Regions from separate parts of the Homo sapiens genome. Here region 1 is linked to region 2. Evidence: read pairs that join two places in POLR2A ChIA-PET (ENCODE). Cell type or tissue: OCI-LY7. All regions are shown on one strand. Links, peaks and the distances in the headings refer to the core of each region. The heading gives the core; the rest is flanking DNA.

The links. ChIA-PET counts read pairs that join two places held together with the same protein. Peaks named below come from ENCODE experiments on the same cell type or tissue, not always from the same donor. Only the 100,000 strongest peaks of a DNase experiment are listed, where the experiment ranks them.
Region 1: POLR2A ChIA-PET joins it to region 2 with 6 read pairs; 3 of 35 experiments call an interaction of 5 or more read pairs at or near these places.

What each region holds. Positions count from the first base shown.
Region 1 is chr13:33,793,009-33,797,415 of GRCh38, forward strand. No RefSeq gene overlaps it. Among named protein-coding and RNA genes, the nearest start is that of RFC3, 23 kb to the right of the region's middle. In OCI-LY7, for the core only: no CTCF peak of the experiment used is centred there; no DNase peak of the experiment used is centred there.
Region 2 is chr13:33,863,860-33,868,266 of GRCh38, forward strand. It overlaps a transcript of RFC3 not described here. Among named protein-coding and RNA genes, the nearest start is that of RFC3, 48 kb to the left of the region's middle. In OCI-LY7, for the core only: CTCF peaks have their summits at 2,324, 3,815 (motif pointing left) and 4,027; a DNase peak (open chromatin) is centred at 2,302; H3K4me3 peaks cover 774 bases; H3K27ac peaks cover 1,612 bases.

The DNA of each region.
Region 1 (4,407 bases), core at 167-4,166, 71 kb before region 2:
TATTACATTGAGAACAAAGATCAATATGGAAACAGAAGTCTTGAATAACGCTATAGACCAAATTAACCTAACAGACATTTCACTCAATGGCAGTGGAATACACATTACCACAAGCAGATGGAATATTCTCCAGGATATATCCCGTATAAGGTCATGAAACAAGTAAACGCTTTTAAGAAGTTTGACATAATAACAAGTATCTTGTCTGGACACAATAAAATGAAGTGAGAAATCAACTGCAGAAATAAAACTGGAAAATTCACAAGTATGTGGAAATTTATTCTTAAATGAGTCAAAGAAGAAACCAAAAGGAAAATTTAAAAACTATCTTGAGAGAAAGAGAAACAGCCTTTTTGTTCTAGTCAAGTCTTCAATTGATTGGATAAGGCCAACCCACATTGGGAAGGGTGGTCTCTTTTACCCAGGCTACAGATTCGCATGTTAATCTCATTCAGAAACACTGTCACAGGCACACCCAGAATAATGCTTAGACAAATGTCTAGGTACCCCTTGGCCCAGTCAAATTAACCATTACATCTGTCATATGCTACAACATGGATGAACCTTGATGACAGTATGTCAAGTGACATAAGCCAGTCACAAAAGGACAAATATTGCATGATTCCACTTACATGATATATCCAAAGTAGTCAAACTCATCTCATGTAGTTTGGATGTTTGTTCCCTCCAAATCTCATGTAGAAATATGATTCCCAGTGTTGGAGGTGGGGCCTGGTAGAAGGTGATTGGATCATTGGAGCAGATCCCTCATGAATGGTTTAGCTCTCCTTGGTGATAAGTGAGTCCTGTTCAGTTCACACAAGATCTAAATGTTTAAAAGTCTGGGACCTGTCCTTTCCTCTTGCTCCTGTTGTTGCCTTGTGACATGCTTGCTCCACATTTGCCTTTCACCATGAGTAAAAGCTCCCCTGAGGCCTCCTCAGAAGCCAAGCAGATGCTGGTATCATGCTTGTACAGTCTGCAGAACAGTGAGCCAATTAAACCTCTTTTCTTTATAAATTACACAGTCTTATTTATAGGTATTTATAACAATGTAAGAACAGCCTAACACATCATCAAAGCAGAAAGTTGAATGTGATTGCTGGGGCTTTGGGGAAACAGGGAATTATGTAATGGGTATAAATTATACAAGATGAAAAAGGTCTAAAGATCTATTCTACATCATTGTGTTTATAATTAACTAATGTATTGCACATTTAACAATTTGTTGAGAGGGTAGATCTCATGTTTTGTGTTTTTTTAACCACAATAAAAAAGTAATATGAATTAGTTTTTTAGTAATGATTTACTCTTACAGATTATTAAAGATCCACCTTATGTTAAATCATTAAAGTAAAGGCCATGAACCAACTTGAAAAATAATTTACGAAGTCTCTGTTTCCAAATAAGATTTCATTTCAAGTTATAAGAGTTAGGACTTCAACATATCTTTTTATTTGAGTAGGGGCCACAATCTAACCATAACCTCAATTTGTCATTTGTTCATTATAAAAATGTCATTAAAGCAATTGTTATGGACTGAATTGTGTCCCCTCCTAAATTCATAGGTTCAAGTCCAAATGCCCAATGTGACTATATTGGGAGATAGGGCTTTTAAGCAGGTAATAATGGTTAAGTGAGGTCATAGGTTGGGTCCTTAATACAATAGAACTGGTGTACGTATAAGAAGAGGAAGAGATACAAAAGAGCCCTCTCTCTCCACACATGCACAGAGAAAAGGCCACATGAGGACACAACGACAAGGCCCCATCTGTAAGCCAGGAAGCGAGGCCTCAGAAGAAAACAATGCCACTGGCACCATGATCTTGGACTTGGAAATACGTGTCTGTGGTTTAAGCTACCCAGTCTGTGGTATTTTGTTTTGGCAGCTTTAGCCAACTAATACAACAACTTAACAATGAAAACACCATATATATTTTCTTGTACCTTTCACATATCCTATATCAGTCTTCAAACAGCTGAAAGGATATAGAATAGAATGAAAGGGTAAAAGAGGAAGAATCATTTGTAGTCTTTTAGTACCTGTGGCTGTTATGATTTCTTTACATTACCAGTGTTAGCAAATTCTCAATAAATATCTCAGATTCATTAGGGCTGTAGATTTCCAGATAAAAGTTGTTAATAAATAATTGTTTAGAGTATCCTTCAAATTAATGGCTAAATAAAGAAAAAATAGCAAAAGAAAAAAAATTTCTTTCTCATACCCAATATGACAGTAATTAAAAAAAGGTAAAAAGTGACAATTTGATAAGTTACCGATGCAGAATGTCTATAACTTAAACCTCACCCACAATCTCTTAAGTTATAAGCTAATGTTTAACATTGGTGTAATTATTTATGATAGGACTGGTGTCCCAATTTCTAATGTAAACATCCTCTTAGGGTTTCTAGTTCCAAACTGTAGCTGGATCTATTTCCCTTCACCGGTAGTATAGATATTGGTTTGGCAGCACGGTAAGTAGAATTCTATGTTCTCTTTAGGGACTTAGAGACCTTGAGGAAGACCCCCGCCACCCCAGCCCACCACTGTAAGCTTGGAAGGAGGTCATGTGCCAGGAAATGTGGACAGCCCCTAGAAACTGAGAATGAGCCCTAGTCGACAGCCAGCAGGGCACCAGGGACCTGAGTTCTACAACTGCAATGGGCTGGATCCTGCCAATAACCTGTATGAACTTGAAAGAAATGCAGCCCTGCTAATGCCTTGATTTTGGCCTTAAGCTATTGGGAGCAGAGAACCACCTGAACCATGCTGTAATAAGACTTCTTATCTACACATCTATGAAATAATAAATACGTCATCTTAAGATGCTCTATTTGTGGTAATTTGTGACAGCAGCTATAGAAAACTAATAAAATGAATACAGGCAACAACAAATATTGAACATTCCTTCAATGCTACAGGACAATTTTTTTTTACCATTGAATATTTAGCAATATATATCACTGCAAATTGTATATTTAGTTTTCTAATATTCACAAATTAGGGAAATGACTAGTAGAAAAAAACAAGTAAAAAATCAGCAACATAATAGGAAAGGGAACTCTTCTGCTTTTTGAAAATTAACATTAATAAGATGAAAGGGCAAACTGCATACTGGGAGACAATCGGCACAATACATTTATCTCACAAAGGACTGTATCTACAATATGTAAAGAATTCTCACAATTCAATAAAAAGAATCAACCCAATTAAAATGCACAAAACATTTGACTAGACCCTTCACAAAGGAAGATATGTGAATGGTCGATAAACATGAAAAAATGCTTAGTCATCAGGGAAATGAAAACGTAAATCACAGTGCAATACCACAACACACCCAATCAAATGGCTATACGTGTGTATACATGTATGTAAATATATATATGTATATAATGCCAAATGTTGGTAAAGACAAGAGCATCTGGAACACTCATACATTGTTGGTGAGAATGCAGAATGGTTTGACCACTTTGGAAAACTATTTGGAAATCTCTTACAAAGTTTAATATACCCTTAACCTTACAACCCAGCAATTTCTCAGATATTTACTCCAGAAAAGTGAAAACAGATGGCCTGTACTGGAATATTAATAACATATTTATTCATGTTAGCAAATAATTGGAAGCAATCCAAGTGTCCGTCAAGAAGCAAGTGGATAAATTGCGGTACATCTATACAATGGTATATTTCTCAGTGAACAAAGTCAACACTGATAAATCTCCATGTATCATCCTAAGAGGAAAAAAGGACCACGTACTATATTATTCAATTTATATGAATCTCTAGGAATGAAAAATTTATAGTGATAGAAAGTAGATCAGTATTCTTGGAATGGAGGATAGAGGAATAGAAATGGAATGGGAAGAAGCAGAAGAAAACCCTTAAGGTGATGGCAATACTTGATATCTTCATTGTGTGGCATTTATATAGATGTGTACATTTGTCAACACTGAGTAATCCGTACACATTTTATAGCATGTAAATTATAGCTCAGTTTTTGATTTTACAAAAGAAAGAAGAAAGGGGGCTGGGTGCGGTGGCTCACACCTGTAATCCCAGCACTGTGGGAGGCCGAGGCACGCAGATCACCTGAGGTCAGGAGTTCAAGACCAGCCTGGCCAACATGGTGAAACCCATCTCTACTAAAAATACAAAAAAATTAGCTGGATGTGGTGGCACGCACCTGTAGTCCCAGCTAACCAGGAGGCTGAGGCTGGAGAATCACTTGAACCTGGGAGGCAGAGGTTGTAGTGAGCCGAGATCACGCCACTGCACTCCAGCCTGGGTGACAGAGCAAGATTCCACAAAAGCAACAACAACAACAACAACAAAACAAAACAAAACAAAAAAACAGAAAAAGAAAGGGAACTAATAAATACTAGTAATGATGACCATTAGTTTGGACT
Region 2 (4,407 bases), core at 127-4,126:
AAACATCTCTCCCGAGGTTTTTGTCATTTCTGCCCCCTCCTCTCTCTGACTTAGCGTATTTAGTCCATTTGCACTGCTATAAAGGAATACCTAAGACTGGATAATTTATAAGGAGAAGAGGTTTATTTTGGCTCATGGTTCTGCAGCCTGTACAAGCATGTCACCAACATCTGCGTGGCTTCTGGTGAGGGTCTCAGGAAGCTTCCACTCATGGTGGAAGGCGATGGGGGACCTGGAGTATCACATTGTGAGAGAGGGAGTGAGAGAACGAGGGAGGAGGTGCCAGGCTCCTTTAAACAAACAGGTCTCCTGTGAACTCGTAGAATGATAAATCATTCATTACCCTGAGGACAGCACCAAGACCTTCCTAAGGGACCTGCCTTCCTAACCCAAACACCCCCTCCCACTAGGCCCACCTCTAACATTGGGGATCACATTTCAAAATGAGATTTGGAGGGGACAATTATCCAACCATATCATTTAGCCAAAGAATGGAAAGGCTAGGCCTACCTAGAATATCCTCTCAAGAACACGACTGGCATCTAATTGTTGTATCCTCTTTCTCTTGTTCTGTCTTCTTTCAGTTCTTGGATTTTTTAGTTAGTTCAGCTGAGAGTAGAGGGTTAGGAATTGGAAGATGGAATAGCATGAACAGTGATGCTGAAGTGAGCTCATGAAGGGTGGATATGAGAGTGAGTGGAAACTTGTGATTATGTTGGGGAGTGTGACTGGAGGTCAGGGGTGACCTGGAGATCTGTTTGGAGAGTTATGGGGCTGGGAGTAAGTTGAAGAGATCACCAGTAGTCTCGAGTTTTCAAACTATAGAATTTTTTTCTTTAGGGTAATGAGAAGCCTTTGGAAATTATTGAGCAGAAAGTGATATAATCCAATAAATGGTATAGATTTTAGATACTTTATGGAGTTATTTGATAGGGGATCACATTTCAACATGAGATTTGGAGGGGACAACTCAAATATGATTCCAAGAACCTAACCTGAGCTATGGTGAGTTATGCAGGAGGAAGGGGAGTTCTGTCTTGGACATATGATGTTGCAGAGGCGATTTTGAGATGTAAAGAGAGGTAAAGCCTAGGGATGTATTGATGAAAATAATCGATTGATTGTAGCTCAAACTGTAGAAATAGAAGAGAGAAGAAGAAAGAGAACAAAATTCATTTTGGAATAGTGAGGAACAGTCAGAAACTGGACAAAGATGCAAAATTAGAAGAATGAAGACATAGAAACATAGAAGGAGGATTTCTAAATAGGAGTGTTATCACCAGCATCAGTTGTTGCTGGAGAGGTTTCCAGGGATATAGTGGTTTCACAGTGCACAGTAATCCTCCCAATTCAAAACACCTGAAAGTTCTATAAAAAATATGAAAAAAAATATTTCTATAATGATTGTGGAAATTGGGAAAGTAAGGGGAATTTGTTGCATGGTGCCTTTGCCTGAGGGAGTTGCCTTGTAAGAAGCTGTTGTTTCCTTTGTGCTCACCCTCTCTAGTGACAGCTCTAGGTCTGGAATGGGAATGCATGGATTGAGTGTGTGTGATGGAGGAGTTGGTGCCTGAGAAATTACAAAGGCAAACCTAGGTGGAGAAAGCTGGCATAAGAAAAGAGTAACAGGACTTTGCTAAATTCTTATGAGCAAAATCTACAGGGAAATGAATTCTGAGGAAGCTCTACCAAGGAGGGAAAAGCATAATTATAGACCAATGTATTTATCAATCAATCAATCAATTATAAATCAACCCATTTATCATTGTAGGCTCACATCCCAGAGATTCTGGATTCAATGTACTAGACCAAACAGCAAGAAATAGTTCTCATTGTTGACTTGGGTAGTTGAATAAAACCTAGGTTCTACAGAGGTGTAAATAAACTTTATCTGTCAGAAAATATTCAGTGTGGCCAGGTATGGTGGCTCACACCTGTAATCCCAGCACTTTGGGAGGCTGAGGCGGGTGGATCACCTGAGGTCGGGAGTTCCAGACCAGCCTGACCAACATGGAGAAACCCTGTCTCTACTAAAAATACACACAAAAAATTAGCTGGGCGTGGTGGCTCATGCCTATAATCCCAGCTACTCAGGAGGCTGAGGCAGGAGAATTGCTTGAACCCGGGAGGTGGAGGTTGCAGTGAGCCGAGATCATGCCATTGCACTCCAGCCTGGGCACAAGAGTGAGACTCCATCTCAAAAAAAACAAAACAAAATGAAACTCGGTGTACCATAGACTATGTCTACCAGAGACAGTAGTTCTTGGTTGGCTAATCAAGTGTGGTTCCCCTAACTACATCCTCCAAGAGGTCTTAGAAGGAACTGTCTTCACCAACGCTTTCACAAATATATTGTTGAGGTGAGCACCTTTGAGATGTGGTCCAGGGGTTTTTTCTGTAGGCAGAGATGCCAATGGGAAGTGCTGCAGGGGCAATGGTCTCATAAACTCAATGGGAAGCACCCAGAGACCCAAGCAAGTACTAGCAGTTATTTGGGAGAGGTAACATGGTGTGCTTACCTTCATGGTCAGCTGGAAGGGTGTGATCCATACAGTTTGGAGGTGGATAATTGATCATGAGTTCTTTGATTGGAAGCTCACTATAGCTTTCTTAATGAATTCAAATAAGAAATAAAACCATCTCTAGGTGTTGCAAAGAGTCCTGACTTGAGCTTTTGTAATGGAGAGTCATTATGCCTCATACAGTTCTCAGCCCTGAGCCACATCAAAAAGCTGGAGCCCCTTGAGTAAAGGCAGGTCTGAGCCCCCTCAGAAAAGGCCCGATAGAAAGTCACAAGGGGATACTCTTTATATTTCTACTGGTTTTTCCTTAAAAGCCTTCTTGGTAGTGATTTACCATGGTAACTGGGCCCTGGGAAAAAGGAAATACCTAAATATTCTAAGGGAAGATTTTCCAATGGCTCTAATCTAGACTAATTTCTGAAATTCCACTAAGGCCTACCAGGAGGAATAGGTATTTAAAAAGCCAGATGATAATTAGGGTCCAGTTTAGGGTAAATAGGGTAAATAATCATGTTTTTGAACATGGTTATTCATTCTTGTACATATGTGTACATATAAATATATATGTATACATAAGTGTGCATATTCTATACAATTGGAATAGATTTCCTGAGTAATTGGCAAATATCTTCATAAGTTTCCTGATCTACGAAGGAAGGACTGTTACAGTAGGAAGGGCCAACTGGAAGTTTAAGTGCAATAAAAGAAACAAGGCAATGCTAATACTCTTGGAGTTCCCAGATCTCATCTCATCCCCATCACTAGAAGCAGTTAGCTTTATAGAATAGTGCAGTGGACAGTGGAATACTTAATAATAGTGCCAATACCCGATTTTACAAAATCCAGAATACACTCTAAACTGTCAACTGAAACACAGTACTCTTTCTTCCATACTCAGAGATGTGCATGTCCAGGAATAATGAATTGGAAATGGGAATTGATTCTCTACCTGGTAAAGTAATGACCCACCTATAAAGCTTGCTTTCTTTCCCTGTGATTCTGTTAATCATTTTAGTACCTCAAGGAGAAATGCTTCTTCCAGTGGATGTACTAACAGTTTTCAGAAGAATTGGAAAGTAAACTTAATCATTTTAAGCCACACATGCTTCTGAGAGAAGAGGGGAAAATAAGAATCATGGGATGATTGATTCTAACTGTCAGGAGGAAATAGGGCCTCACTACCCAAAAGAGATGAGTGTAGATGATTCCCTGGGCAGCATCCTATTATTACTTTATCAAGTGGTGAAAATTAATGAAAAATTACAGCTGCCCCCTACAGGCCAGACCCACCAGGGCTGCGATCTCCCAGATGGGAAGGAAGGTTTGTGTCACCCATGAGCTAAAGACCCCACACCGGTTACTATGTTGGCTGAAGATGAAAGGAAGATGAATTGTACAGTAGTGGGGAGAAATCACAACTATCAGCTACAACCCCAGGACTCATATTTCCTTCTTTACCACGTTATGTATACATTGGTATATTTTGACTAATTTTCTTTGTCTTTCCTTCCTCCCTACTATGCCATTTAAAAAATGAGTTTTGTTGGTTAATTTTACATTTCAGGCCACTGGCTACAGAATATTAAGGTGGAATCCAACAGAAATAGAGAGGAAAATAACATCACTCAGAGCTCTTAGACTTTGAGCTGGAGGCAGTAACTGACAAGGCTTAGGGTTGCCTTCCTTTGCTGGGAGAGCTTGAAAATGTCTTGATTGTTTAAGGAACGTTGCATCATATGAGGCATAAGTGTTTTTAAGTGAAGAACATATGTGGATATCAGGTACGAAGATAACTGGACCTGTGCAGGACATCAGCTATTGTTCGGAAAGTCAAGCTCCAACACCCTTCCCTTCCATTTGTGCAGAGACCTTTAAAATGTGAGTC